Linked DNA regions of Homo sapiens: region 2 is linked to region 1. A link is a loop called in an ENCODE intact Hi-C map of the cell type or tissue named here. Cell type or tissue: pancreas. All regions are shown on one strand. Each heading gives the region's core, and the rest is flanking DNA. Links, peaks and the distances in the headings are about the cores only. Region 1 has its middle 26 kb from the start of FOXO3. Region 2 overlaps SESN1 (sestrin 1).

The links. A loop is a pair of places that touch in the nucleus more often than their neighbours do. Peaks named below come from ENCODE experiments on the same cell type or tissue, not always from the same donor. Only the 100,000 strongest peaks of a DNase experiment are listed, where the experiment ranks them.
Region 2: it touches region 1 in a loop (4-fold over the local background); 98 of 110 quality-filtered maps call a loop at or near these places.

The regions. Positions count from the first base shown.
Region 1 is chr6:108,526,991-108,543,510 of GRCh38, forward strand. No RefSeq gene overlaps it. Among named protein-coding and RNA genes, the nearest start is that of FOXO3, 26 kb to the right of the region's middle. In pancreas, for the core only: no CTCF peak of the experiment used is centred there; no DNase peak of the experiment used is centred there.
Region 2 is chr6:109,056,057-109,072,576 of GRCh38, forward strand. The region is part of intron 1 of SESN1 (sestrin 1); the gene reads right to left. It also overlaps the pseudogene RNU6-653P. Among named protein-coding and RNA genes, the nearest start is that of SESN1, 31 kb to the right of the region's middle. In pancreas, for the core only: no CTCF peak of the experiment used is centred there; no DNase peak of the experiment used is centred there.

The sequences.
Region 1 (16,520 bases), core at 6,036-10,035:
CATCAGCACTTGTTAATGTTCCTTGTAAGATTCTAAGGTGCAGCAGGGTTGATCACCGCCAATCAGGCAGGCCGTGGAGCTCTTGCCTGTGACTACACAGCCGGTACGCACAGAGAGCCCTGCCTGCAGCTGGGTCCTGACTCTGGGCGCCTGATGCAGAGACCACGGCACTTTCCAGGGAGCAGAGGCTGTTGCTATGATTCCTGGAGCCCAGGTCATCAGCACACTGGCACACACAAAGTCACCTCCCAGAGCCCACCCCTCTCCTCCCTGGGGACCAAGGCTCCTCTGCCTTTCTTCTCCACCCACACTAACAACGTCAAAATAGTTAACCACGCAGCACTTCCTAGTTTAGAAAGCACTTTAGGAGGCCAAGGCGGAAGGATCGTTTGCTCCTACCATATCCGTCGTCCACAGCAAATTCTGCAAGGGAGATGCAATTATCCTACTACCCATGAGGAAACTGGGGCACTCGGAGGGTAAGTGGTTTCACAAGCATATCGAGTAAGCATATGTCTTCTGGATCCCGACCCTGTGCTCTGCAGCCCTTCTGGTAGTAGTAATAATAGTAGCCCCCATTTTAAAGTCATCGTGGGTCTTGAGGCTAGAACAGGAAAGATGTGGGTGTAGGGGTATGCACAAGGGTGTTGTTTTGCACAACCCCATATGTGATGGCAAAGAACTGGAATCAGTGGTTGGCAAACTTTGAAATATTTAATCTTCACAATAATTGAGAGAGTGTCCTACTTTGTCACCCAGGCACAATCATGGCTCGCTGCAGCCTTGACCTCCCAGGCTCAAGTGATCCTTCCACCTCAGCCTCCTAAGTAGCTGGGACTACAGATATGCACCACCATGCTGAGCTAATTTTTAAAATTTTTTTTAAAACACAGATGGGCTCTGGCTATGTTGGCAGGGCTGGTCTCGAACTCCTGGGCTCAAGTGATCCTCCCACCTTGGCCTCCCAAAGTGCTGGAATTATAAGCATGAGCACCACGTTTGGCCCCACTTTCCACTTTCAAAATGCTTGCAGACCCCAAAGAGCTTTTATGTGGGTGGGATATATAATCACCAGTATTAGAAATCAAACAGAAATTGTTAGATATTTAATTCATTTAAAAATAACAATAAGCACATGAAATATTACCTAAATAGCATTATGAAAAGTAACAGCATTTCCAAAACAAAAAACAAGTTAGTGAGAAAAGTGGCATTGTTTTAAATTTTTGCCAATGTCTGGTTTAGTAAAATACAGACAGATTCTGTTGGAATATCACACATCATGTAGCTCCTGAAAAAATCAACTGTGTGCATGTGGGAGAATGAGTGAGAAAGGTAAATAATGTCTTAGTGGTTTTATGGAAAATGACTTTGACCTCATGGACTCACTAAGAGTCACAGGTCCCTCAAGGGTCCCTGGACCACCCTTGGACAAGGCTGAGTTTATTGCTAATGGGATGAAGGATTCCCATGTGCCCACTGGAGCCCACTGGTAAGAGCTGGTATTGGCAACTGGAGTGGAGAGGGGGTGCTAAGCATGGGAAGGGTGGGGCCAAGCTGGATGGGAATTTGAATACAGGAGAAGATGGTAGCCAGTCTACCCATTGAGACCCCCTAGCCACTGCCTCATGTCATCCTTGTTGCTGCCTACTGCTCTGAGCCCTAAGCACTTTGCCAGCCCAGCCCCAACCTTGCAACTCTCTTCTTTAGCTTCTCCTCCTGTGTCTCAGCTCCTCCTTCTCTGAAAGCTTCTGGTTCCTTTTCCTTTTCTCACCATCTAAGTTCTTTCTTGGATCCACATAAAAATGGCGATTATAAAAAACAACACCCAATATTATACAAAGTACTTTCACACATAACGTCTTTTTCACACTCTTTTCTTGATGTCCATAGCAACAAATACCAGCCGATGCCAGTTATTCTCAAGTGTGTCTTCCCATCCCTGACTCCACCAGTCTCCTGTTCTGTACTTCCAATTGCCTACTGGATCTCTCCTTTTGAATGTTGCGTAAACTCAGTGTGTCTCAAATAGTTACCCAACCCAATCCTCCACACTGAAATATTTTCTGGCAGTGCTACACCTTTTGCAGTGATACTGTCTCAGGCACTCACACAGCTGCAGTACTCTAATACTCTGCCACTGGCCCCTTGGCAGTCGACAAGAGCCAGTGATGTTGGGAACAGAAAAGAAGGGATAGACATTAGAATCATGTTACATGATGGAGAAAGGGTTCAAGATAAGTATCAGTGCAGGACAGGACTTGGAGAATGGTTAGTTATTGGAATGAATGGCAAATCCAACAATCTGAAGACAGGAGCAGTTTGAGCAAAGGTGATCCCAGGACTTTCAGCCTGTCCTGCATGTTTCTACGGTTTCGTCTACAGTGACTGGATCAGTTCTGGAGTCTCCCAGTTCTCATTATCCACCTGGGGGCTGGGGATAAGACTCCAGAGAGTCCTAGGACAAGCTGGCCTTTGGGAATGCAGTAGATAGTTCTCATTTCTCTGATTCACTCTTTAATTTATTGAATAAACACTGTCAAGTGCTTCTTATGACAAGGCACTCTGCTAGATGCTATGTGGGACATAATGAAGTTTACAGCTTTAAAAAAAAAAAGTCATTATTTTGGCCAGGCACGATGGCTCACGCCTATAATCCCAACACTTTGGGAGGCCAAGGTTGGGGGATCACTTGAAGCCAGGAGTGAAAAGAAAGAAAAAAGAAAAAGAAAAAGAGTTATTATTTTAATAGGAGAATCTATAGATTGGTTACATTGCTCCTTAAGGAAAAGTCAGCAATTTAAATCAAAATTAAAGCTTGAATCTCTAAAACTGGCTAACCTCATCTGGAACATGTGGCTCCCGCTTGCACCTAAGATCACCTTCTCCATTGTCTACCAGGCTAGCGTGAGCCACACCTGTTCAGTTTTCCAACTATCAGCTAAGAGAAAGACTTCATTAATATTTGGAGGATACAGGCCGGGCACAGTGTCTCATACTTGTAATCCCAGCACTTTGGGAGGCTGAGGCAGGTGGATTGCTTGAGGCCAGGGGTTCAAGACCTGCCTGGCAAACACGGTGAAACCCCATATCCACAAAAAATATGAAAATTAGCCAGACATGGTGGTTTGTGCCTGTAATTCCATCTTCTTGGGAGGCTGAGGCAGGAGAATCACTTAAATCCAGGAGGCGGAGGTTGTAGTGAGCCGAGACTGTGCCTTTGCACTCCAGCCTGGGCAACAGAATGAAACTCTCAAAAATATATATATATTTTGGGGAAACAGATAATAAATTCAGAAAATACTTGGAATCTAGATGATATGGCTAATAAAATTTAATGTGATCATCTTCAGCATGAATCTCCACTTTGTTCTAGCTCTCCTTCCAGATTCCAGATACCTCTTCTATCCCCTCCACAAGACGATACTCACAGACATACATATACCTCTGAGTGCTTCCTGGAAAGGGCAGAGTCCAAAAAGAAGCCTCTTCTCCATGACAGTCATTGCTAGAACTTGCCCATAACCAGTTCTCTCTTTCCAAGCACACAGGTGGGGTCACACTTTCTGCCCCCTTGGCAGTTAGGCAAGGCCATGTGATTATTTCTGAGCAGTTAGTTGGCAGTGAGTGGAAGTGATGTGACATGTGTCATTTCCAAGGTGAAGCTCTTACTAGCTGGCTTGAGAACTTTTAGATCTCTTTTCTTTTGCATGGAAAACCTGGAAATACCATGTTGAGACAGAGACACCCAAGATAAAATTGCCTGGAAGGCTGAGCCACCACATGAAAATGCCAAACTACCCATGGCAAATGCTGTGTGAGCAAGAAATAAAATTACATTCTGTTTTTTTCTTGGAGAAATAAGGGAAAAAATAAAAATAAATTACATTCTAATAAACCATGGAGACCTTTGGCGTTATTTGTTATGGCAGCATAATCCAGCTTGTCTTGGCTATACACCAGACGGCCCGCAGGCCAGCCCCTTCAGGGTCTGTTTCTTGTCTGAGGACCTGACCCTTCCTTGGGAATTGACACTAAGAATGGCTGCTCTCCTTGGCTTCATCTCCAGACCCATGTGGCTTGTCTCTGGAGGGCTTAGCAATAGCAACACATCTCTCTATTGCCCCAAACCTCAACATTCACACATATGCTATAACTGCCCCAAGAAGAACCCCCCTGCATCCCTTAACTTTAAATACTGTCTTACTTGGGTTTTGTGTTTTTGGGTCACAGTGAAAATATTAGGTAGACAGGTTTAAATGTATCCGATGACTTTAAACCCGACTTTGATACTCAAGTGGCCAAGAAAGCTGCTTCCAATTCTTTAGGGCTTGGACTTGAGCCGTCAGTTGTTTAAAACTCTAAGCAGATGCAAGTTATAAAAACCATTTGTTCACATATGAAGTCTGCATCCATAGAAAACCATTTTCAGAGTTGAAATCAATCTAACCAAAGAAGAATAGGCAGGGCATAAAATCAAGCAGTGCCAAGGCACATGCTTAACCTGACCCATAAGGAATCCAGCCTTTCATTCCTCCAGCAGGTGGGGATCCAGAGGCATCCTGAGAGAAGGGGCAGGTGGGAAGAACAGAGCACCATTAGGAGTCAGGAGTGTATCTGAGATCCTGTACTGCTACTAACCATATATAATCTCATGCACATAACTTTGGGTAAGTCACTTAATGTTACTCTTTGGGCCTCATCTAAGACCTTTATTTCTGTGAAGCTCTGATGATTTATAGTTTGATCAAACGGTGTATACAGATGGCCCATACACACACGAAAAGATGCTCAGTATCATGACTCATTAGGGAAATGCAAATCAAAATCACTGTGAGACACCACTTCACACTACTAGGATGGTTAGAATCAAAGAGATGGAGAATAAAAAAGGCTGGCAAGGATGTGAAGAAATTGGAACTCATATGCTGCTGATGAAAATGTAAAATGGTATAGCTTTGGAAAACAGTTTGGCAGCTCCTCAAAATATTAAGCATCTAGCAATTCTACTCCTAGATACCTAAGAGAAATAAAAATATATATCCGCACAAGAACTTGTACATGAATGTTTGCAAAAGATTATTATATTAGCCCCAAAGTGAAAACCCAAATGTCCACTACCTGATGAATGGATAAACATGATGTGGCATTACATACAAAGTAGTAGTATCCAGCAACGAAAATGAAGTCCTGATACGTGCTGCTACAAGGATGGACCTTGAAAACATTATTCTCAGTGAAAGAAGCCAATCATGAAGGGCACACATATGTATGGCTCCATGTGTATGATATGTCAAGTAGGCAAATCTATAGCGATAAAGAGTAGGGCCTGGGGGTGAGGGCAGGAATGAGGAATAATTGCTAATGGGTACAAGATTTCTTTTAGGGGTAATGAAAACATCTGAAATTAGATTGTAGTGGTGATCGCACAACTCTGTGACTAGACTAAAAATTGCTGAACTGTGTGCCTTCCATGGTTGGATTTTATGGTATGTGAATTATCAAGCTATTAAAAATAGTGTACAGGGCTGGGCACGATGACTCACGCCTGTAATCCCAGCACTTTGGGAGGCCGAGGCGGGCGGATCACTTGAGGCCAGGAGTTCAAGACCAGCCTCGCTGACATGGCAAAACCCTGTCTCTACTCAAAATACAAAAATTAGCTGGGCATGGTGGCGCACGTCTGTGATCTCAGCTACTTGGGAGGCTGAGGCACTAGAATTGCTTGAACCCAGGAGGTGGAGGCTGCAGTGAGCCGAGATCATGTCACTGCACTGCAGTCTGGGTGATAGAGTGAGACTCTGGCCAAAAAAAAAAAAAAAAAAAAAGGTGTACAGATATTCACCATTCATTCATTCATTCATTCATCATTTACTTGCTGTCTACTCTGTGCCAGGAGCCGGGCACACTGAGAATAATGAGACAAACTCCCTCACCATGACAGACTTGTAATCTTTTAGGGACAACAGACAGACATAATGTGGTGTCAAGGAAGAGCCTTGCCCAGGTATCCTGGGAAGACCAGGGCACTCAAGTCAGCCAGGAAATGTAGTAAAAGGCATAGAAAGGACTGAGGGACAAACACTGTGCTGGGGAGGAGAGATGCAGAATAACAAAACCCATCCCTAGTCTCCAGGAGATGAAAAGAGTTGAGAGAGCACCAGTGCAGGGCCGAGTGTCATCCATACAACGAGAAATTACAAAGTGCTCTGGCAATTCAGAAGAGGGAGCTATAATGAATGTTATTCTTCTGAATGTTCAGAGAGAAATTAGACATAATTTGGTCCTTCAAGACATAACAATTCCCCTTTAGAACCCCAAATTCAGGGTGCACAGTGTAAAAACTGCTGCTATCATCAAAATGTGTCCCTCATTTTGCACTAATAACCTATCACATTTTAACCAAACTTTGAAAAGGCAGAATATTAAATTCAATTGCTAAAGAAGTATCAGTTGATTTCTATTGATTAGAGCAACATAGTTTGTAGAATTAAAAATAATTGCTTATGCTTTTGTGGTACTGACATAATTAGATTTAACAGCACAAAAATAATGCTCAAGCCATGACAAAGCAACTTTAAGTCTGGGGCAAAATAGACAGCTGATGTATGGATGAGCTAAACTCCCACCTTACCATCACCACTTTGTAGCCCATAGTTACATGTGGGGAATAAGGAAGAGAAGGGGCCAGGTGCAGTGGCTCATGCCTGTAATCCCAGCACTTGGGGAGGCCAAGGCGGGTGGATCACCTGAGCTCAAGAGTCCAGCCTGGGCTTCACGGTCAAACCCTGTCTCTACAAAAAATACAAAAATTAGCCGGGTGTGCTGGTGCACGCCTGTAATCCCAGCTACTCTGGAGGCTGAGGCAGGAGAATTGCTTGAGCCTGGGAGGTGGAAGTTGCAGTGAGCTGAGATGGCACCACTGCACTCCAGCCTGGGTGACAGAGCGAGACTCTTTATCAATGAAAGAAAGGGAGAGAGAGAGAGAGAGAGAGAGAGAGAGAGAGAGAGAGAGGAAGGAAGGGGAAGGGGAAGGGAGAAAGAAAAAGGGAGAGAGAGAGAGAGAGAGAGGAAGGAAGGGGAAGGGGAAGGGAGAAAGAGAAAAAGAAAGAAAAAGGAAAGGAAGGAAGGAAAAGAAAGAGGGAGGAAGGAAGGAAAAGAAAGGATGGAAGGAAAGAAAGAAGAAAGAAAAGAAAAGGAAAGAAAAGAAAAAAGATGAAGAAAGAAAAAAGAGAGAGAGAGAAAGAAAGAGGAAGGAAGAGAGGATTTGCTGTGGTGGTTGGGAGGGGACTCCTTCATGGAGATGGAGAAGGAGCAGGCAGAATATTGGCACTCAGAGCTCTTGTCATAGCATAAGTTAGAGGGCCCCACGGCAACCTGATGACAGCTAAAGGCAGGTCCCTCTTCTTGCTGTGACCCAGGGCACCGTCCTTATTCAGACTGAACTGAATCTGCAGCCTGTGTGTGCTCTCTAGACCCACCTTGACACTTGGTTTGGGGAAGGCTTTCTCCTCCAAGGCTCTGGTTTGTCCCCAGTTTGTGCCACTGAGTTTCAGTCCCCTTCAACTGTGCCTGAAGGCTAGAATTTATGCCCCAGGGGGCAGGGGCCAGGGAGGGTGTCCTCAGCCTGTTCTTTACTTGACAGCCTGCATCTGCCCCTATTTACATCCTCTGCAGTGCTGAACCTGCTTTCTGTGTTCATTCATTCTTTCCAAGCTCCACATGTGGCAGAAGGGTCTGGACTGGGATCAAGAGAGGCCGGCTAGGTTCTCAGCTCCATGATAGGCAAACCCCAGTTAGTATGGAGCTCGGCTTCCTCACTCACCCAGCTTCATTTGGATTCAGACCCGGGTTAAATACCTGCTGTGTGACCTGGTGTGTTAGCCAAAGTTGCTCAACCTTCATCTCCCCATTCGTAAAATGGGGGAAAGAATACCAACCTTGCAGGGTGCTGTGGGCATCAGAGATCATTACTCACAGTGCCCAGCACTGCGCAGACATTCATTAGCCAGCAATTGTTATCTACGATTGTCCTCAAACCCCCTTCCTATTCTGAGAGAGATGCTGGGTCACAGGCTCCCATTCTTCAGGCTGGCATTTCAGTTCCATCTGGAAGATGAGTAGAGGCAGCCCTGAGGAACCTGCTAGGGGCTCAGAGGCACAGATGATGGCCAGATGTCACTCCTCCACTCCTATTCTTGGACCCTGGCCTGGGGTAGCTTGGCCTTCACCTTCCGGCTTCTCTGCGCAGCACTCACGGCCCTTCATGTTTGCACGTGTGCCCTCTGCTCCCTCTGCCTACATGAAGCAGAATGGAGGGTGGACTTTAGGTCTTCCTCCCAGTGCAAACCTTCTCCTGTGAGACAGACTGCAAAGGGCCGAGGATAATCTGTGCTTGGTGACGTGAACTCATTCTCTAAGCTGAGGCCCTAACCTTTTGTTGTCATGGGCTCCACCAAGAAGCTGAGGATGAATGCTCAGAAATCTCCACTGTAACCAAGTTCTGCACAAAAATCTGCTGAGGTTTTGCATAGATTCTCCAGGGGCTCATGACCACAAGTTCAGACACCTGAGCTCTGGTCCCTCCTCGTGTGTGTGCGGCAGCCTCTCCCAGGGTCTTGGTGCTCGCCTGCTCTCTGGAAGATTAACAAAGTCAGGGTGTTGGTTTTTCCAAGGGCTGAGTTGCTGCGGTTGGAAGTACTGAGGGTGACCTGTACGACCCTCCTCTCAGGTAGGGAGGACTGGGGGTCCTCGGCCACCCAAGAGGCTCCTGAAGAGGGCACCCTGAGGTGCCGGCATGTTCTGGACATCATCATTCATTGGGAGAATCTGACCAAATATGTCATTATATTACATATGAGAACATTATAATCAGCACATTCTCAGCAAAAATGTTCACTTCTTTAACACTATTTTCTTCACACTATTGAGCTCTCATGCAAGTAGAGTTCGCCATTGATACTGTTTGCTGGATGATAATTAAGGATGACTTCCTACATTGTTCCCCAAACCTAGTGAACCATCAGAACCACCTGGGAAGCTAATACAGACTATTCAGCCCCATGCCAAACTTATTGAACTTGGATCTTCTTTGGAGAGGCCCAAAAAACTGTACTTTTAAAATAAGTGTCATCAGTGAACCTAATGATTAACTAAGATTAGGAAACAAGGACTTAATATTGAGTAACATTTAACCTTCCTAAAGAAGGCTTTTTTTTTTTTTTTTTTTTTTTTGGAGACAGGGTCTCACTGTGTCACCCAAGCTGGAGTACAGTGGCATGATCATGACTCGTTGCAAGCTCAAGCCCAACCTCCTGGGCTCAAGTGATCCTCCCACCTCAGCCTCTCAAGCAGCTGGGACTACAGATACACATCACCATGCCTGGCTAATTTTTTTTTTTTTTTTTTTTGAGATGGAGTTTTGCTCTTGTTGCCCAAGCTGGAGTGCAATGGTGCCATCTCGGCTCACTGCAACCTCTACCTCCCAGGTCCAAGCCATTCTCTTGTCTCAGCCTCCCAATTAGCTCGGATTACATGCATGTGCCACCACACCCAGCTAATTTTTTTGTATTTAGTAGAGACAGGGTTTCACCATGTTAGTCAGGCTGGTCGTGAACTCCTGACTTCAGGTGATCCACCCGCCTTAGCCTCCCAAAGTGCTGGGATTACAGGGAGGCAGGGCTGGCTACTTTTTTTTTTTTTTTTTTTTTGATTTTGTAGAGACAGGGTCTCCCTATGTTGCCCAGGCTGGTCTCAAACTCCTGGGCTCAAGTGATCCTCCAGCCTTGGCCTCCCAAAGTGCTGGGATGACAGGCATGAGCCACCGAGTCTGGCCTAATAAAATTGTTTGAGAAATCAAATAATTGATGTTATATACCCAAAGTATTTTAAATATATTTATTAGTTTGATCACTGTTCTCTGACAATTTAAGGCAGCTTTGAGAGATACATGAAGCACAGTAAGTTTTTGTTTGTTTGTTTTGTTTTTTTTAACTGAAGCTAGAGAAATGAGGCAAAGTAGATTGAAACAGGCATTAAACTAAAACTGCGTGGTAACCTCACACATCAAATTTCACTGGAGCAATCCAACTCTTTTATATTTCTGTCTCACTCTCCCTCTCTCTTTTTCCATTAAGTGGTTTTGAGGTCATCTCAAGTGAGGCCATTTCATCAAACTAGACTTTATAACAAAGTACTTTAAGAGGACCAGGGTGAAGCCACTCACTCCATTTTTATGGTCAGTGATCACAGCATCCCTGACCCTTACAGTCTAGTGTGGAGGTGGTGGGTGGAGTGGGGGAGACAGATAGTAAACAAATCACCATAAAAATAAATGAGACAACAACAGGGTGTGTTTAGGACTGAGACAAAAATGAAGACGGGTGCTGTGCTGGGAAGTGTCCAGGGTGCCCTGGGATCAGAAGGTCAGAGAAGGCCTCTGAGGAGACAGCTTTTGTGTGGAGCCCTGCAGGGCATGGGGCCCAGCTGGGTGACCCTCGGGGCAGAGCATTCTAGTCAGAGGGAAGCTGGCACAAGGGCCCAAAGGCAGGGCTGTGTTTGGGGTATGGGAGGAACAGGAAGAACATCTGTGAGTTGGCAACTAATGGCTTTTTTCCCCAGCTGGGTAAAAAGTGTTATTAAAAACCCAATGTATCTGGAATATTGTAGCGGGTGCTACTGCCACATCCCAGGCCACCACCTGTGGATTTTTGTTTGTCCTTGAGAGCGATCTGGTGAGGCCTTCACCCTTCCTCCTCCCTCTGTACTTTCCCCTGATGGGTGTCCCTCTTTGATGGCATCTCCAAAACTTCACCTTATCACCTTTTCTTGGTCCTTTTCCTCTTGCTGCCATAATACAAAAGCCTGTACCACTGAGCAGAATGCCACCTCCTCCAGGAAGCCTTTCTCAGTCCTAGTCAGCATGAACCAGCAGTAAGCGTCTTTGACTCCAGTCTCCCACAGCACTCTGTGAGTATTTCTCCAGCAGCTCTTGCTTCTCTCTACCCTGGACTGTATGGCATGTCTTGCAAACACTTCCCTCATCCCAGTACCTCAGGCAGCCTCAGGAATGGGATCTGGGCTTTATTCTTCACTGTGTCCCACCTATGCTGGGTCCGAATGGGTATCTGCAAATTATAGAGCTTATTGGCTGTTCACAGGCAGTTCGTGAAGCCAGTGTCATGGAGCAGCTGAGCTTTGCTCACCCTGGGTTAGGCGCTTGGGAGGGATAAGAAGGATAAGGCACAGCTGTTGCTCTTAAGAAGCTTAGAAATCTCTGGTGGTGGGGGCAGGCAGGCAGGCAAGGCCAGCACACTGACAGTACCAGTGTGGGGCAGTGGTCGCCAAACTGAGGCAGGAGGGGCACACCACAGAGCACTTGACGACCACGGGTACCCAGCGGGAAGAAAGCACAAGAAATTCTATTTTGTTGTATTAGTGATCTGAAAAATTAGAAATAAAAATTGTTTTACTCATTTTTGCCATCTGGATGGTCCTTAGCACCTCTCTGTGTCCATTGTGAGCCAGCCATGGTCTAACACCTTTCATCCCCAAGGAGACGTGGCATTCGTAATGCTGAGGCCTTGAGGATGGCATTGTCACTTGTGCACTCACCCACAGTGAGTCACCTCACACTACAGTTTACGTGCTACAGGATGTTATGGACATAAGTAATTTTATAAAGACAAGACTTTAAGAAATTTTTTTAAACTTTTTTCTTTCCCATTAACTTTTACAGAAGGCACAAGATCTTTATAGCAGAATCTTTACAGTATTTTGTAAATGAAATGGTGGGGGTAGGGGTGGCCATGACAATCTTTTGTACCACATAAAGGGTTTTGGATTGCTCATGGCAGTGTATAAATGAATTGTTGGACTTAAAGATGAATTATGCACTTTCTTTGAAAAACAATTTTTAAAATCCTTGATTGTCCTAAATTTGCCGACCTTTCCTATAGGAAGTGGTTCACTAGTATGCTACTACAAGTATTTTAAAAATTAGTACTTTCAAGGTATGGGTGATGTTATTTATTTATTTATTTATTTTTGAGACAGAGTTGTGCTCTTTTTGCTCAGGCTGGAGTGCAATGGCATGATCTTGGCTCACAGCAACCTCCGCCTTCCAGGTTCAAGTGATTCTCCTGCCTCAGCCTCCTGAGTAGCTGGGATTACAGGCATGCACCACAACGCCCAGCTAATTTTGTATTTTTAGTAGAGGTGGAGTTTCTTCATGTTGGTCAGGCTGGTCTTGAACTCCTGACTTCAAGTGATCTGCCTGCCTCGGCCTCCCAAAGTGCTGGGATTACAGGCATGAGCCACCACACCTGGCCGGGTGATGTTTTTTAACAAGAGTGAGAAAGAAGAGCCCTTATAACATCAGTGACTGCTGCTAGAAAGAGAACATCTGAGCATCTCTGGAAATGTTGCATCATGATGTGATTTGTAGCCAAAAATTATATTAGGTATTATTTATTTTAAAACTCCCACATCTGCACACAAAAGGATAATAAAAAAAAGACTGAACATCTGTACACACATAAATTTCACAACTTAAATGAAATGGATTTATTCCTTGAAAAGCACAAACCACTGAAACTCACCAAATATGAAACAGATAATTTGAATAGCCCTATAACTATTAGGGAAATTAAATCACTAACTAAAAACCTTCCAAAAAAAGAAGTCTCCAATCCCAGGTGATCTCACTAGAGAATCCTATCAAATGTTCAAAAAAGAAGTAACACCAAGTTCTACTCAATGTCTTTCAGAAAATCTCAGTCTCTTCCAGAGGTAACACTTCTCAATTCATTTTATGAAGCTAGAATTACTATGATACACAAACCAAAGACAGTATGAAAAAATAAAGCCAAAGATCAATATCCCTCATTAGTGTAGATACAAAAATCCTCAGCAAAATATTAGCAAATATAATTTAGCAATATATAAAAATAATTATACACCATCATCAAGAACAGTGTATTTCAGGATGCAGGGCTGGTCCAATCTAAGACCCAGATGAAGGCAAGGATGTCTATTCTCTTAACTGTTATTCAGTATAGTAGAGTTGAGGTCCTAGCTTGTGCAATAAGGCAAGAAAACACAAACAGATCAGAAAGAAAGAACAAAAATAAAAAACCTATCCCTATTTGCAAGTGCTATTATTGTCTATGTAGGAAATTGAAAAAAGTCTACAAAAAGTTTCTAAAACTAATAAATTCAGCAAAGTCATAGGATACAAGATAGACATACAAAAGTTAAGTGTCTTTCTATATATTGACAATGAATACATGGATACTCAACTTAAAAATATGATACCATTTACAATTGCCAAAAATAGAAAAAGAAAAAGTACTTTGGTCCAAATCTAACAAAACATGTACATGATTCGTATGCTGAAAACTATAAAATACTAATCATAAAAGATCTAAATGAATGGAAAGACATACTTATATTTATAGATTAGAAGACTTGGCTGGGCATCTGTAATCCTGTAATCTCAGTACTATGGGGAGCTGAGGCAGGAGGATCACTTGAGCCCAGGAGTTCAAGACCAGCCTGCACAACATACAGAGACCTCCATTTCTACAAAAAAAAATATATTTTTTAAATTAGCTGGGCATGGTGGCATGTGCCTGTATTCCCAGCTGCTCTGGAGGCTGAGGTAGGAGGATTCCTCGAGCCTGGGAGGTCAAGGCTGCAGTGAGCTGTTATTGTGCCACTGCACTCCAGCCTGGGCAACAGAACAAGTCCTTGCCTCAAAAAATAAAATAAAATAATTTAAAAAATAGAATAGAAGACTCAATATAGCAGAGATGACAATTCCAAAATTGATATATAAAATTAATGCAATTCCTATCAAAATCCCAGCAAGATTGTTTATATATCTGGACAAGATTATTATAAAATTTACATAGTTGGGAGGCCAAGGTGGGAGGATCATTTGAAGCCAGGAGTTTGAGACTAGCTTGGACAACTTAGTAAGACCCCCATCTCTACAAAATTTTTTTTTAAAATTAGTCTACCATATTGGCACATGCCTGCAGTCCCAGCTCCTCGGGAGGCTGAGGGAGGAGGATCACTTGAGCCTGGGTGTTTGAGGCTGCGCTGAGCTATAATCATGAAGCTGTACTTCAGCCTGAGTAACAGAGCAAGATGCCATCTTAAAAGAAAAATAAAAATTATATAGAAAAGCAAACAAAAAGCTAAAAAAGGTAAAACTATTGAAAAATAAAAATAAAGTGAGAGTAATCACTCTACCCAATTTTAAGACTTATAACTATAGTAATCAAGACTGTGTGGTTTTGGTGAAGGGATGGTCACAGAGATTAATGGAGCAGAATAGAGAACTGGAAAATAGACCTACACAGATATGTCCAACTGATTTTTAGAAAGTTGTAAAAGCAGTTCAATAGGAGAAGGATAGGCTTTTCAACAAGTGGTGCTGGGACAACTGGATAAACATAGCTATCAACAAAAAGTAAACAAATCTCTACCTGGAACTCATATCTCATACAGAATTTAACTTAAAAATCAATCACATACTTAAATGTAAAGTGTAATTGTTGAGGAAAAAATAGAAGAATATATTCAGGATCTATGACTAGGCAAAGAGTTCTTAGACTTGACATTTAAAACACAACCCATACAAGGAAAAACTGATTAATTGGACTTTATCAAAATGAAAAAGTGCCCTGTGAAAGACTGCTGTGTGTTGAAACAGTACCTTGCTTTTCACGATAATAAAATACCGTCTAAAATGAATGTTGATAAACTACTCTAGAGCAGTGGATCTTTTAAGTGCCCACTTTGCAGACCAACCCTTAGCGCAGTGTCCAACAGCCAGTATAGGCACTCCACAAAATGTCAATGCAACTGAATGGCTTGTCTCCACCACACGCTGACGGTTCTCTGTAGCTGAATGGAGGGTGAGGGGACCTAAGGAAGAACATACAATGAAAGCCACAGGTACATGCCTTTTACATTTTCTCTCCTCCTTTTCCTCCTCTTTCTCCTCCCTCTCCCTCCTTCTCTCTTTTCCCTTTCCTCTCTCCCCTCTCCCTTTATCTTCACCTTTCTCCCTTTCCTCCTTCCCTCATCAAACCTCAGAAGATCACGGAGCATGGGAGTTTGAAGTAAGGAGTACAGGAAATGAAGATTGAAATTTGCATGTATGCTCAGCTCACAGCCACCAGATGGCGGGAGGAGATCAGGAAATTCAGGCAAAGCCCTTCTGCTCCAACTTAAAGAAACCACAACCAGCCAGCACCTGGCCAGCTTGCTTTTCTGGGTAAGTGACTATGTACAGAAATACTTTTTGTTTTCCATAACTCTCTGTAAAGCAATACCAGGTGCTGGCCAAAGCAAGTAGATGCTGTGTAATTTGATAGTGAATGTACCCATAGGAAGGGACAGTGTGTTTCTGCTTCTCCTTCCCTCTGCCTTTTCTTTCTGCATCTGCAAAATAGGGGTTCTGGTTGTGACCTGCCTCACTGTGATAAGTCCGCTGAGAGATAAAATGAGCAAAGTGCCCTGTGTGCCACAGATGACAGATGTTTTTCTAGGAAGAATGGCATCAGTGCACCATGTGTGTCTGACCACCACCACCCACAAGGAACACATGAAGTGCCCTGGTACTGTGGTAGCTGTGAACCTTGGGGTGATCTCTAAACATGCTTCCAATCCTGATGTCATTCTTTAGCTAAGTAAGACAATGACACCCACTGAGTTACACTCACCAGAAAAAGTTGCCCCATGACAGGTACCAGAGTCAACGGAGAAAGATATTTTCTTGGTAAGAATGGTTCTGGGAGGGACAGATTTGGAGCCAGGAGCTGTAGGTGAGATTTCAGCCTTGCTCTAACCAAGTCTGACCCTCCAGCCTCGCTCTCCCACCTGCAAATGAGAGTGATGCCTGTCCCTTAGCAGAGATGATGTGGAAGCACTCATTCTGACCTGAATAGACTTGGTATATATACCATGTGTGGAAGTTAGAGATGTTTCCTCCTCATTCTTCGTGTTGAATTTCACCCTTTTCTGAGGATATCTGAGTCTCTGCACTAAGGAGAGGTGGAGTCCACAGGCTGAGAGGTGCCTCACCATACTAGAAGCATGCCGAGTAGGCACTGTCTCAGGCCAGCTGGTTGACCAGTTTTGGCTTCTTTCTCCTTCTAGTGGGTAACTTCATCCTGTTTTACAAATATCATGGTTATTTCTTGGCATATTAAGCCGTGAGATGAGCCATGTAACTGGAGTCAATGTATGTTTTCATTTTAATCAGAAAATTCTTGAGACTTCACCAAAGGTCTTTCTGTTCCCATACTGTCCCTCCAAATATCTTACACATGGCAGATAGGAGGTAAGATTAAAAACAAACGGTAGGAGATGCTACAGTTACTATGATGAAAGCCCTTGGAGCAGGCGGCAGAGTGCTCAGGCCTCGAATGGGAGTCAAGGGATCTGGTTCTCCAGGTGCAGTCAGGGACAGCCTCAGACTGGCCCTTGGGAAAACCAGAAAACCAGAA
Region 2 (16,520 bases), core at 6,656-10,655, 530 kb after region 1:
AGGTGCCAGTGAGAACTTTATTTCTAAAACAACTAGAGAAACCACCACACTTTTAAAAGAGTAATTTTCACTGGGTGCAGTGACTCATGCCTGTAATCCCTACACTTTGGGAGGCCAAGGCAGGAAGATTGCTTAAGCCCAGGAGTTTGAGACCAGCCTTGGCAACATAGGGAGACCTCATCTTTACAAATAATTTAAAAATTAGCGAGGCATGGTAGCGTACACCTTTCCCAGCTACTTGGGAGGCTGAGACAGGAGGATAACCTGTGCCTAGGAGGTTGAGGCTGCTGTGAGCCATAATCGTGCCACTGCACTCCAGCCTGGGTGACAGAGCAAGACTTTGTCTTGGAAAAACAACAACAACAAAAAGCAATTTTCTGGGCTACTCCTAATCTCCTAGAAGATGCATCATTAACTCTACGAACAGGCAATACAGGCAAATTAAAAGTAGTCACTGTCATCAAATGCCCTGGTAGTGGCAGAAAATGGACAGTAGGCTAACCCAAGTTCCATTTCCAACTTCCTTCTGCCTGTCTCTACTACAGAGGCTATGAAAGTTAAACATTTGACTTCCCAGCCTCCCTTGAGAAGCTATGTTACACAGTTATCACCAATGAGATACAAACAGAAGTCTGCTAGCACTGTCTCTTTCCTTTCCTTCTCACTGTGTAGTACATATTTGTGATGTGTAGGAGGCAGCTTACAAGATGGCTCCCAGTGATGCCTCCCTCCTGAAGGGACTACATCCTGTATAGTCCCTTCCCATACTGTATCAGGGTTCTGTGACCACAGAATATGGCAGGAGTGATAGCTCACTTCCAAGATTAGGTTATAAAAGACATTGCAACTTCCATCTTGTTCTTATCTCCATCTGTCCTCTCCCTCCCCTGACACACACACTCTAGACCCTCCCCACTCTCCCAGATCATTTGCTCTGAGAGAAGTCCACTGCCATGCCTTGAACCCTGTAGAGAGATCCCTATGGTAAGGAACTGAATTCTCCTGCTGACAGTCATGTGAGTTAGTTTAGAAAGGAGATCTCCAGCTCAAACAAGCCTTCAGAGGACTGCAGCTCCAGCTGGTATCTTGACTGCAACCTCATAAGGGACCCTGAGCCAGAACCTCCCAGCTAAGCCATTCCTGAATTTTCAACCCTCAGAAACTATGTGAGATAATTAATATTTATTGTTTTAATCTGATATGTTTTAGGGTAATTTTGTTACACAACAATAGATGCCAGAAATATAGTGATTGATACGTGAAGGTACAACAGACTTTTTACAACCTTGATACAAATCACATTCTAAGGATGGCAGAGGGCTTTTATTAATGTAGTTGAACATCACACCGGCTCTGGACTGCCTAATTAAGACTTCTTGTGGAGGCAGACCCCTATCTGTTTATACTACATAGTAGGGTTTTTTTGTTATTTGCAGCCAAACACATTCCAGACTGACATACTCAACAATTCCCAAAATTCAATTACTGTTTCTAAAGAAAGGTTCCTCTTATTCAAGGATCTACCTCTGCTCAGAAGTTCATACTTCTCTTATCTTCTGGAACCCAGTTGTTCATTTAATGATCCAGAAAAAATATTCAGGCTGTCCTGCAGGAACTCCTAGTATTTAAAGGCAGTGGCAAGGATTATCCCCTTCATTCAGCAAGCAATTACAATACTTTCAGTAGAATGCCTACTTCTTAAAACATGTCTCCCTTTGACATACTAAAAACTTCATTCAGCTACACCCCAAAACACAAAGAATTCAGAAATGTATTCTAAGCTGCTGGATCATATAATCCATAGGAAAATGAGTTTCTCTTGATGATAACCTGCTTTATCATATGAATTCCAGGAACATGTTTCAGCCCAAGAGAAGGAACTGGCTGTCTCTAGATGAGGTTCAATCATGTAACACATAATGATGTTTCAGTCAATGATGTACTGCATATACAACAGGGTCCCCTAATATTGTACAGTAACTTTTTTTTTTTTACTATACCTTTCCTATGTTTAGATATATTAATTAATTAATTAATTAACTTTTTGAGGCAGGGCCTCGCTCTGTTGCCTAGGCTGGAGTGGAGTGGTACGATCACGGCTCACCGCAGCCTTGACCTCCTGAGTTCAAGTGATCCTCCCACCTCAGCCTCCCAAGTAGCTGGACCTACAGGCACACACCACCACACAGGACTAATTTTTGTATTTTTGTAGAGATGGGGTTTTACCATGTTGCCCAGGCTTAGATATATTTAGATATACAAATAATTACCATTGTGTTACAACTGCCAGTGTGTACTCAGTATAGTAACATGCTATACAGGTTTGTAGCCTAGGAACACTAGGTTATACCATATAGCCTACGTGTGCAGTAGGCTATACCATCTAGGTTTGTGTAAGTACACTCTGTGATGTTTGCCCAAGGACAAAATTGCCTGATGACATTTCTCAGAACATATGTCCATCATTAGGTGATGCGTGACTGTACAGATCCCACATTGTCCTCCTAACTGCTTATCTCTCTCTAGATGCCAAAAGATGCCAAACATTGTAACACGTAACAGAAGGAAAGTTTCATTTGGCACAGAAGTAAAAGTAATTCAGATCTAGTGACCTTCTTTTGTTTTTTCTTTCCAAGTGTACAATTGCTGAGAGATAGAAGCAATGCAGCCCCAGAAGAGGAAGAAAAATGACAGGAAATCCCGATCCACACTTGACCAAAATCATCAAACAATCTAGGCAACTGGTTTTCACTCGTATGATAGTTTTTTAAGTTGTCAGCAATTCTTGGCAAATACAAGAATAGAAAATAACTTCAGTAAAACTCTGAGCTAAAAGGCTTAATATTCTCATAGGTGTCTTGCCCTTATAAAGGGTGGGTGGGTAGGGGGGTACCTAAAGAAAGGAAATTTAGTCAGAGAATAAACCTTCTGCTGTAAGAGAAAACATAATCCAAAATATCAAGTATACTATATTTGAGGAAACACCAAATTTAAAACGAAGTTTTTCAAAATTTATGTAACTCCATATATATCACTTCATACACACACACACACACACACATAATTTACAGATAACTTCTTAACATTTAACCAACCTGAGGAAGCTATTTCTTAAAATTTAATTTTAAGAGAAATTCATTTTAACTTTGAGATGTAAAAAACAGTCTAAGATCTTTGAAGCTAGCCAGAGTACATTCCTGGATTCTAATAGTACTGCTTAATCATAGCCAAGCAGACACAAAATGGTGTTTCATAAAAGTGTGATAGTTGCTACTGCAACGATCAGTAGGTGTGCTTTTAATGTTTATTCAGTTGCATATTTTCAGAACTAACATGACATGGATTGCTAAAGCCTGGAACAGCTCCTTGATTTCGAAACATGGTCACTTCCATAATGGCTATATATAAAAAAGCAGAATAAGAGGGCAAAATTTTGTTTGTATTTTTATTTTTAAAATATGGAACGCTTTACAAATTTGCATGTCATTCTTGTGCAGGGGCATGCTAATTTTCTCTGTATCATTCCAACTTTGGCATATGTGCTGCTGAAGCAAGCACAAGGCGGGCAAAATTTGAAATGCTAGTTCCCATCCCACAGAGACCCACACAGTACTCCTTACATCATACTTAGAGAAGGTGTCATATTCATGCATATTTTTGCTTTTGATCTGTGAAATTAATTTAGGGATAAATTCAGTTCTACTTTTTATTTTTCCTTTGCTGCCCCTACCGGCCCTTCCAATAACTTACAATAACATATTGTTTTAAAAAGTTACTTATGATAATATTCCCGAGACTTTTCTGCAATTTGACGATTTCTTCCACTCACAGGAAGACAGGCCTAGACTATAACAATGAAAGTGAACTCCACCAGAGGCAAAACAATGTGACTAAACACAGGGACTTCCCCTTTGCTACACCATGGTATTCTTTGACCTACTTTAGTTTTCTACAAATCATCCCTTTAGTTCTCAGCCTGAAAGCACCAAAGCTAGGCCTCTGTTAATCACACATTAATAAACAATAACAAACAACAAAAAAGACAAACACATGTGTACACACACGTACACACACACACACACACATTTATATTAAGGAGTAAACAATCTAATCTGTGGAAAAAGCCACACCACTAAATAAAACATTAACAAAGGATAATTTGTTGAGTTTTTTTTCTAGAATAGATTCTAAAAAATTTAAAAGGAGAATTTTTAGATAAGTATTTTAAGAAATGTAATAGCTTTTAAAATTAGTGTCTTGTGTATGTATTCCTGATCCACAGATCCCATCTTTTGCTTAAAGCACCTGTTTATAAAACTTTACAATTTCTAATTGGGAGTGGCAAGAGAGATCTGACATGCTTGATTTGACCTGCCAAGCCTTTTTTCCTTTGGGAGAATATTCATCTGCCTTTTCTATTGATTAGTTCAGTACTGTGCAGTTTTATGAAGATTCTAGAAAAGTGTTAGGTGAAAATAAACAGCAATGACAGTGAACTAATCTATTTTAGAGGGAAAATTCCTCAAAGGCAAAGACAATTCCCTCCCTCATTTACCTTTTTAGGTCAGAAAAAGTAGGCCATCAATAACTATAATTAGTGCAGCATCTGTAGGATGCTCGATTCTACTTTAACTACATAGAATAATTTAATCTCACTGAAATTATAATTAAATGAGATCAGTACTTAATATGTCATGGAGCTATTAGTAAGCCTCAGAAAACTTGTTACTGGAATGTAGCAATTGTTCTCCACAAGACGAATGACCAAGGGAATCAGGAATAATGACATAATCTTCCTTCTCTCTGTGTTAAATTTATGCCAGGCAACTTTCAATGTCTCCAGGAAAAGTATCCACTGCTCTTTCTATTCTCCCCTCTGAATCCTTGCATCAGGACAGACCAATTTCAAATCAAATACATTTAAATGGTTAAATCAATACATGTATATGAACCCTGATTTAATTTATGATTAAATTGCTACTCAGAAAGGTAACAATTTCTTTAAAAATGCATTTTACTTTTTGAAATATCTCACACATATTATTCATAACTCAGTTGTATATCTGACTTTAAAATGTACATAATCTAAAATTAAAGCAACAATAAGTTACTCTTAATTTTATATTTCCCTTAGGAAAAAAGAACAATGTACTAATATACATATCTGTGAAACCACATCTGATTCCATGTATTAAACCTAAATAATAGACAGGCATGCGATCTAAGAAAAAAACAGCCTTGACCAAAAAATTTTTTTCAACAAATTTAATGTTTAGAAATTTTCTATTTGTGTATAACATGTAAAATAAAAATTTTAAATTTTGAACACTTTCAGTTATAATTTAAAAATGTACCATGTATTTTAAACAAAAATTAAAGGGGATGTATCAGAATTAATTCTACCTAAATATTTTGGGATATGCAATAAACTTGATCTTCATCTTCCTCTTTTAAATTAATTAACCTGCTGGGTGAGGTGGCTCATACCTGTTATCCCAGCACTCTGGGAGATGGAAGTGGGTGGACTGCTTGAGGTCAGGAGTTCGCGACCAGCCTGGGCAACATGGTGAAACCCTGTCTCTACTAAAAATACAAAAATTAGCCAGGCATGGTAGCACACACCTGTAGTCTTAGCTCCTCAGGAGGCTGAGGTGGGAAGATGGCTTGAGCCCAGGAGGCAGAGGTTGCAGTGAACTGAGAGCGCACCACTGCACTCCAGCCTGGGCAACAGAGCGAGATCCTGTCTCAAAAAAAAAATTAATTAATCTAACAAATATTTATTTAGTTTTTACTATGTGCCTAATGAGTGATGAAAAAATAAATGATGAGAAAACCCTGATATGGTCTCTACCCACATTAAACCTCACTTTAGTGGAGGACAGAAATTAATCCAAGAATTATCTAAACGTGATAAAAGATGGTGCTCTGAGGAATAATGAGAGAGAATGGATCAAGTTAGGGAAGCCCTAGAAGGCTTTCTTTTTAAGAGACAGGGTCTTACTCTGTCACCCAGATTGGAGTGCAGTGGTACAGTCACGGCTCACTGCAGCCTTGAACTCCTAGTCTCAAGCCATCCTCCTGCCTCAGCCTCCCAGGTAGCTGGGACTACAGGCATGAGCCACCATGCCCAGCCTGGAAGGCATTCTTGAGGAAGTCAGAATTGAGAGAAATCCGAAAAATGAACAAGGGGAGTTTATTAGGTGAATAAGAGAGCAGAGGCAAAGCTCTGTCCAGGTAGAGGAGAAAGCATGTCAAAGGCTTTTGAGCAAAAGTAAGCAGTAAGCAAAGAGGGCCTGTGAGTCTGAGGCGCACAGAGCGAGGAAGAGCACATTGCAAGATGAGGCTGCCAAGGTCAGCAGCCACACCATGGAGGGCCTTGCAGGGAGGCTGACTATTCAATTTGGCTTACTCCTGTTGACTTGGTGTAATCCCTTCTCTCACAGTGTCCCAGTTTGGATGATAAATTATGTGAGGCCATGTAAAAACATTTATCTTTAACGAAAACACTATGAGAAGTCATATATAAAAATTTTAAGATGGTGTGTGCGTGTGAAAGAGAGAGACACAGAAATAGCTGTATTAAAACATGAATTCATACACAGTAGTCCCCTGGTATCTGTGGGGTACACATTCCAAGACCCCCATAAATGTGTGAAACCACAGGTAGTACTGAACCCCCTATGTACTATGTTTTCTCTTATACATACATAGCTATGATAAAGTTTAATTTAGAAATTAGGCCCAGTAAGAAATTAAAAACACTAAGTAACAATAAAATAGAATAATTATAGTAATATACTATAATAAAGATTATGTGAATGTGGTCTCTCTCTCTCTCAAAATACCTCATTATACTGTACTGTTGGTAAGTGAAAGTGAGGAAAGTGAAACCATAGATAAGGTGGGACTGCTGTATGAAGGTAAATATACAACTGCATCTGCAAAGTTTGAAACACACTTCATAGTTGGTCTCAGGGAGAACGAGATGTCTGAAAGTATACCAAACGAATGGGTTATAGAGCCTTCCTGCAGAGAGAAACAGCCCTTGGTCACTGCCCTGTCTGAGTCCCAGGAGTCACCCTGTAGAGGTCGGGCAGGCTTCTGGCCTGAGAGGGGAGCATGAATATGTCTGTCAGCCAGGGTAGAGACACACCTCTATATTAGATAGAAGAGGAGAGGGAAACTGCCAACATAGGCTCAGGTATAACTGTTTGAAGAGAAATAAGTAGGAGGGTGGGGTGGTGGGAGGGAGCACACGAGAAAAGAGAGGAAGCCTGCCCTTGGGCAGGGGGTTGGGGGGAAGGCCAGTAGGCTGCATAGACCAATGACTTGCCCCAAATTTTCCATGAGCCATACCCAGTAGGCAACTCAATTACAGTGATGGGACCAGAGGGGATAGAGATGATGTGGAAATGTTCATGGAGACAGAGCAATCAAAATTTAGGGAACCACAGTTGGGGAACTGTCTGCTCATCCCAACTGAGAACTCACTATCTTGCCAGAAGATGAGTTTTGCCTAATCCTTGAATCCTGAGGTCTTCTCTGAGATTAATGCTGTGATTACTGCTGTTTCCCCTTTGCATTTTCCTATGTACCCTTGCTGATCCTTTTGCTTTTAAGCTTTTGATGATACTTTGATTCAGATACGTCTTGTGCTACCATCTTTTAATCTGATTGTCTTTCTACTCAATCTATAAATTCGTCACCAGGGGAGTTTTAACCATTTACATATAAAGCTATTCATTACATATTGTGAAGTTAACACATTTCAAAAGAAGAAAAATACCTTCTACAAGTTGTCTGGTACCCAAAAATGTCTGAAAATAGTTATCCTTTAAAAAAAAAAGAAAAAAGCCAAAAAAAAACTAAAAAAAAAATTAGATTTTCATTTATTTTACCCCAACTTGTAGCCTTTTACTTTACCCATATCAATGCTGCATTAAATAGAAAAAATAAAATTGAGCCATGTATACAATTTTGGATCTAAAGAACTGAAATTCATGACATGGAAATTAACAATGAACGGTAAAATCATCATGAAATAGTCTTAGAATCTTAGTAAACTAGTATTTAGCCTTGTCACTAAACTGGCTTGATTGATATCTGTCAACTTCTAGAATTTCCCCCACTGCCCCCTTTTTTTCCTACAGGCCATATGATCATTCAAATCCTCAAACAGCTATACCCTTATGTTCCTGATTATATGCCAAGATGATAAATAAAGGTTTATAGATGACTCCAGAGTTAGCTCAGAGTCAATAAATCTAAAGGTGACCTAGTCCACATATCAGGCTATAATGGAAAATAGTGTATTTAGCTCCAAAGCATCATGGATTCAGCTACCTAGACAATACTCTGCCCAATGATGTACTAATTAACACCAAAATAGAAAATGATTTAGGACAGTATGTGCTTTAGAACAAAAGGAAGATCTGAAAGCCACAGTTCATCATCAATCACCAAATCAAAACATGGGACATAAAAAATATCAAATGAAAGAAGAGAAGAGAGGAGGGGAGAGGAGAGGAGAGGAGAGGGGAGGGGAGGGGAGGGGAGGGGAGGGGAGGGGAGGGGAGGGGAGAGGAGAGGTGGGGTGGGGGAGAGGGAAAGGGAAAGACCGAGAGTGGGTGGGAGAGAGAGAGAGGGAGAGAGATGAAGGAAGGAAGGGAGGGAGGGAGGGAGGGATAGCAAGCATAGAGTATATGAAGTATAAACAAGTCTATATCGCTGAGAGTACACTTTCAGGTTGGCAAAATCTGTGTGGTGATAAACTAGTAACAATTTAGCAATCTCTACATATGTAACAGAGGCAAAACAGCAACAACAGCAACAATAACCAGTCCTCTGTTTTACTTTCTACACCCTCTAGTTGCCTAAATGTCTTCATATTACATACTGTGACAATTTAAAAAAGTTATCAAGAATAGTACTGTGTCCTCTTGTTTTCCTCATCAAGTATGTAACATAGGTTACCTGTCACATAAGAAACTGTGCTATTTGAGTTGCAAAATTTTGCACTTATTTCCAATCCCTCTCTCCTTAAGTTCCCGAATTTAATAGCCCATTAACTCTTTTCAGTTCTCTATTCCTATTATTTCCCATTTTCACATCTATTATCATAACCTTTATAAGCATATATTTTCCTTAACTTTAGGCATGTCTGAGAATCATTATCACTATCAGTGTTCTTATAGGTTTATAAAAAAAATTATTTTCCCCTAATACTATTATTATGATGCTTCTCAGATTTATAAGAATAACTATTGTTATTTAGTTTCTTCTTTTCCTGTTTTCATTTACTCATTCAATTTTCAGAGATTTGTTTCTTTTTATTTTTCCAATATTAAAAGAAGTAACAATTCACTGTGATTGAAATAACTAAAATATAAATTCACTTGGTTTTAAAAATCACCTGATTGTCCCTCTCACACATTCCTTTCTATTTGATCATGAAGACATAGGGAGAAAACTCTGAAGCAGAGTCCTTTTTCTTTCTTAAATAGCCTCAAATGTGTAACAATATGACTAGAGGATGAAAAAACAAAGAAAAGCAAGATATTGGGCCATTGTAATAAGGACGAGGTTGCAGGCCAAAAAATAAGATAAATGTGTGTTCAGGTGTAGAAAAGACCCTGGATCACACATTTCTCTTTCTGACATATGTGATTGTAATATTCTTGGTGTCTTAAAATACTGACCCCTTATTAAAATACAAAAAAATTATTTTCTTTAAAATATTAAATTACTTTAATATTACTTTAAAATATTGAAATTATTACTATACCTTTTCTCTATTATAATAGAAGATACTATCTATAATTAGAATCTAAAACCAATACATTGAAGGTATTTTACAAAGTTAGAACTCCTTTTCGTCTAATGTAAGATAAGAGCCTAAACTAAGAATAAGATCATCCCTTAAATCTTAAAAGAGGCAAGTTTAAGAGGGATAAAAGAATCACTACTATCCATACTCAGTGAAAGGTAAAATTATTAAACGAATACAATAGTTCCTGGTTCTACATTCAAATTAATTATTTCCAACTAATACATATATTGACAGGTAATAAAAAGCCTTTGTTAGATCCTGTATCTTGATTTTTGGCTTAATAACATGTCTGTAAACTAAAACAAAAATACACAAATTTGTGATTTCTACCAAACTCTTTCCCTAGAGCCTTTGCTGTAGCTTCCTCACAGGGGAAGAAGCAAAACATAAGCTTGCTTATTTTTAAATCACGAAGGTTTGCTGTTTCTTTTTTTTTTTTTTTAAAGTCACTATGATTTGTTGTAATTTTTACTGGAGCAGTAGGGGAAGAGGGTTATTATTTCTCTTTGTCTCCCTGCAGTGAATTAGGGTAAGGAAGGAATGTGGATCCCTCTGGGATAAAATGAAAAAGAAAGTAGGTGGGAATTATATGTGGGTCTACTCTATTTCCCTTAAGAAATATCGACCAATTCAAGTAACCAAGATCCAGACATGTATCATAGCACTGAGATCATGTGATGGCATTTAAATTTTAATAAAAATAAGATGAAACTAAACAAGTCAACAATAGTCTTCTGTTTTCAAGTATGTGTGATACGAAGTAGAAAAAAGAGGCTCATGAAGATAACTCAAATGGTGGACACAGCCATACCACTTGAATAACCAACAGATATAAATGGATATTATTTTTAAAAGAGAAGAAATAATGACCATCCCAAAAAGAAACATGCTGCAATAGTGAAAGACAGTGCTAAGCTTAAAAGTTCGAGAGAGACTATGTAGAGAAAAATGGATTTGCCTGGGTCAAGTGTCAATGAAGACTTACAGTACAGCAAACGTTGAAGTAACAGATGCCAGAATACAATAGAAACTCTCAGATCTGGAGGAAAAAGGCAAAAAGCCACCATCATCTTATTATCTCCTTGGCCCTGGTTCTTCTGGTGCAATATTCGCAAAATCAATTATGTTTCCTCAGACAGGCCTACTTTGAAAATGTATGCTTTTCACCTTTCATTCTAATACAATTTAATCTGGTTGCTTTTCTGAAGAGGAAAAGAGTATATAACTTCAAGAGCCTATAGTCTGGATGTCCCACCATCCTCCAGCCCTCACTGTTCAACAAAACAGCTTGAACCCCAATGCCTCCTCACTCACAACTTCCCCTCCCTATCTGTAGGTCTCCAGTCTATCTGGGCACAAAGGGATTGTATCACTGTCACTGCAGGTCCTCCACACCATGACCAACTTCCCTGAGCTCCCATAACACCCTCCTGCACAGTGCCCACCCTGCTGTCACTCCACAGATCATCATTAATGTGTAGTCATCAAGGGTAGAAGTCTTTTATGGACATTTTGGAGGTAAAAGATAGTAAAAATAGGAGAGAAAATTCCCTAAAACTGAACGCTAAGTAAGATAACTGTCCTCCAAATTCAAAGAAAACAAAAAAGGAATGTAAGCTTTTCAAAGGGATCCATTTCATCGGCAGAGCCTCATTCCTATGGCTATAGCTTTGTGTTATTACCTCTCCCTCTCTCCGGTCTTTCCTCTTCCATCTCTTAGTTTTGAGTACTCAAATCCTATACACACTTCCTCAGGACTCTCAACTGCACTCACCTTGACTATTCACAAGAGCAATTTATTTTTGCTGCTGCCTTATCCTACCAGATCAGCCCCAAGTACTATTCTTTTCACAGTCTCAATCCACTCATCAAAATGTCTTCCTAAATAGCATGAAACAGACACAATACAGGTATGCTGGATATGTTCTATTTGCCCCTGCAAAGTATGTATCTGCCCTACTCTACCCTGTTTTGTGCTTCAAAATGCTCACCACTATGGACTGTATCATTACGGTACTCTTACTGTTTGGTTTATGATAGAGAGGCACTAACAAATTGGAGGACAGGGAGAAGAAGGTCAGGGTATTTATTCTGAAGGCAGAAGTGGGTATATTCCTCTATTGAAGGCCACAGTTCCTGTTAGGCAGGCAGGCTTCTCTTATAGCTGCAGACCTCACTGAGTTCCAGTAACTACACTCAACCTTTGCCCCTGAAGTTTGGGGGGGACAGTGACTTCCAGATGTCACTAGTTCAAAATGCCCATCATCCCTTCTTGGTTTCTCTTAACCCTGCATACACCTTTGTAGACAGTCCTTTTTCTCTTTAGTCACCCCAGCTGAGTGTGCCATCCATTTTCTGCTAGGATCCTGGCTGATTCAGCAGGGAGAAAAAGAAACTAATTAAAAATTTAATTGATATCATCAGAGAATAAAATACTCATAATATAAGAACTGGCTGCTCAGAGAAAGTAACAATCTGAGAATACAAAAGAGTTATTGAAAGTTAAAAACATGGCTGCTAAATAAACATGTCAATAGAAGAACTGAATAATAGAACTGGGCTGAAGGGCAAATTTGTAATTTGGAAGATAAGTTCAGGGAACTCTCCAAGATATAAAGTAAAAAGACAAAAAAGAAACGGTATATGAAAAAAGGTTAAGATGAAGGTCTAACACTTAACTATTGGTCAAAAAAGGACAGACATAAGAGATATAATAGAGGAGAAGTAACAAAAGAGAGGATAGAAGAGTAATTTGAGATTCAATCTTTATATTGAAAAGACCCAAGCATAGTGGGGAGAAACATATTCTGACATACACCAGTGAAATTTCCTGGGCTTTTTTTTTTTTTTTTGAGGCAGAGCTTCACTCTTATTGCCCAGGCTGAAGTGCAGTGGTACGATCCTGGCTCACTGCAACCTCCGTCTCCTGGGTTCAAGCAATTCTCCTGCCTCTGCCTCCCAAGTAGCTGGGATTACAGGCACCTACCACCATGCCTAGCTAATTTTTTGTATTTTTAGTAGAGATGGGGTTTCATCATGTTGGCCAGGCTGGTCTGGAACTCCTGACCTCAGGTGATCCACCTGCCTCGGCCTCCCAAAGTGCTGGGATTACAGGTGTGAGCCACCGCGCCCAGCCGAAATTTCAAACTCTAAAGATAAATGAAAGCATCTTAAGTTCCCAGAATGTCCTTCTTCTTAGGAAAAACATGATAAAGTATTTTGGGGTGAAGTGTTTGTAACTTTCAAGAGGTTGAGCAAAAGGAGAGAAAAAAACAGAGAAGGCCATCGTGGCAAAATGTTAACAATACGTGACTCTAGGTGAAGGGTATATGGCATTTTCCATACTATTTTTTGAACTATTTGATAGGTTTAAAAAAAAAGTTGCGGAAAAAAGAAAAACAAGCCTCCTAGAGAGGGGTAAAATAAAACAAACAAACAAAAAAAAACACCAAGTTCCATGCTAAAAGAATAAGAATGAGACTGGCATAAGACTTCTCATTATAAACACCAGATGCTAGAAAATAATGGAATAATGCCTTCACAGTTATGAGAGAAAATGATTTTAACCTAATATTCAAATCAACTGTAACAAAATCTGAGGTAAAAGTAAAAACATCTTCAAATATTCATGGGCCAGAAAACTTAATTCCCACAAACTTTAATTTTTTTTTTTTAAGACTGGGTCTTGCTCTGCCACCCAGACTGGAGGGCAGTGATACAATCATAGCTCACTGTTACCTGGGACTCCTGGGTTCAAGTGATCCTCCCACCTCAGCATCCCAAGTAGCCAGGACCACAGCCGTGTACCACGACACATAGCTAATTTTTACTTTTTATTTTTTTGTTGAGATGGTGGGAGGGGGGGTCTCACTATGTTTCCCAGGCTGGTCTCAAACTCCTGGCCTCAAGAAATCCTCCTGCCTCAGCCTTCTAAAGTGCTGGGATTATAGTTGTGAGCCACTGCACCCAGCCTCCACAAACTCTTAAGAAAATTAATACTGAGCTTATGAAACTTAAAAAACATAGCAATGAATTACTTAAAAAATGTGATGAAACCACATCTTATTATCACGCTAATCCAAGCATTACATCACCTACTGCTGAAACAATGCAACAGCCCTTTAACTGGTCTTCATGCCTCCTTTGTTGTACCTATCCATGCCCCACACAAGAACCATCATTTTATTTTAATGTTCCATTTTATTTTTTTAAATGTAGGTAACAGATTCACATTGAACAAAATACTTTCACGTGATTTGAATGTAGGAAGTGCAAAAGAGCATTAAGTCTCTGAGACCCAGAGAGTGGGGCCCCTACACTTTAGAGGGCCTGCTGTGGACCTCCTCCAGCTGCACCCCTCTGAGAGATGAAGTCCACAGGACTAGGGCATGTGCCCACCCAGATTATGCTTCAGGTACTTGGAACCGTAGGAATCTCTACTCAAATGGGCTGAGCCAGCTCTCTGGGCCTACACATGGGTTGTCCTCCCTATGGCTGAACACAAGGCCCATGTACGCAACCTTAGGCTCAGAAAGTGGACAGGCAGCAGCTGTATGTGGGGTGTGCAGCAGCTGATGTGAGGGCAGGGTGTCTATCCTTCATAGTGTAGGGGTGGGTGGGATTGGGGTGGGAGAACAGCATAGACAGGCCACCGCCAGGGCCCACCAGTTGAAATGGGCTTATGAAAACGTATACAGTGAAAAGCCTTGGACTCATTCCTGTCCCCAGCCAATGGCTACTTTTTCCAAAGACAACTACTGTTTCTAATACAAGTTAATCACTTTAAATCAAAAATCTGAAAATGTAATCTCCAACCTAAAGGATTTTAGTGGTTCTCTATTACTGTTAAGATAAAATCCAAAATTCTTAAAGTGGTCAACATAGCATTTTTCAAACTATAACATTCATTAGAACCATTTGGGGATTCAAGTCTGATCCAGTAGAACTGGGGTGAGGCTTGAGATTCTGCATTTCCAATATCTTCCCTAAGTGATACTGATGCTGCTGACCCATAGGCTACACCTTGAGTAGTAAGAGCGTATAAGAAATTAATATTCCTTTTGAAGCTATGACTTCAGCTACCCAGGTAGGGAAGGACGTTTTCCTCCTGGTTTACCCATCTCATTTAAAGAGAAAAAGCTACAGTCAGTCCACACAGATGGGAGAGAGGGTGGGTAGAAACTGCCAAGTAATAATAATAGCTAACATTATTCATTCATTCAACAAACATTTGTTGGACAATGTATGTGATAGCATTGGTCTAGAGGGTCCAGCAATGAACAAGAAAAAGTCTCAGTCTTCCTGGAGCTTATAACCTACTAGGGCAGACAGAATAAATATATAAGTAAATAACGAGTTCAGGTCGTGTTTGGGGCAAAGAAGAAAAATAAATCAAGATAAGGATCTAGAGGGTAAGAAGAGGTGCTATTTTAGATAACTAAGGCATATACAAAGATAGTTTTTGTTTCTTTTTTTTTTTTTTTACCATACTAAGTTCTAAGACAGGCACAATGCTAAGTACCTTAAAGAGATGAAGGTCCTTTTATCTTCATTTTGCTGATGATAAACTGAAGCTCAGAGATGGTAAGTAACTTCCTCGAGGTTAGACAGGCAGAATCGGGATATGGACCCCGGCAGTCTAGGATCAATTTCTGTGTTAATATGTATTTCCTGTTCATGTTACATGAGGGCTGCAACTCTGCTGTGCTCAGCTGAGCTCCCTGTGTTTTCATATTCTGGAAGCCAGACTTAAACTTTTAACCTGTAAACTGCCAGGTGAGGGCCTGCCAGTTTAAGACCAGCATCATAAGAAACTCAAGTACAAATATTCACCAGACACACTGCAAGAATGTGTCTTGTACTCACTCAGCAGACTCAGAGGCACGAGCTAACATTTAGTCAACAAAAATTTCCCTTTGTTGGTTTAAAACTCCCCAGTTTCAATCACTTCAATTTTTCTCTAAAGTTTAAGGAAAATAAGTTTAACATGCAGCAGGTCACTCTCGTTTTAGCAATGGTTCTTAATCTTTTAAGATCACAATCTCTTTGAAAATCTGATAAAACACGGGCTCTCTCCCAAGAAAAATGCAAGTGAGTACACAGTTTTGCATGCAGCTTAAGGGGTTCAGACACCTAAAATAGCAATAATCCTCAATTTGAGAATGCTTACATTGTAGCATCTTCCAAAATAAATCTCTGCTCTGAAAACTTTCTTCTCCCTGGTGAAGGGAGTGATCCTCTTTTACTAATTACTTAATTTAATTAAAACACAGTTAACTCTTAATTATTAGCATTTCAAAAATACAGCTTTATCCTCTAACACAGTTCTGCAGCAAAAAAGAAAAAGGACCTAGCTAGCTGTTAAGAATTAATTATTTCAGCTTCCTGAAAGGCAAGTTTCAATGATAGGTTATCTATGTGTGAATTAGCCATAAATATTTTTATTGTATAGTGGGTGATTTCCCTTCTATAGTCAGTAGTTTACAACAAGTATGTTGTTGAATATAACTCCAGTCCTTGAGAAACACAAGCATAATTTCCCTAAGTCACATATAATTTCCCCAAGTCGCATGTTTTTAGAGAAAGGTAAATTTGTTCCTTCTGCCCTCTAAAAACCATGAAATGCATCTCTAGACTAAGAAATGATTTAGGCTTCTGTATCATTTTTCAGCTTCATAGTATATTGTTGATT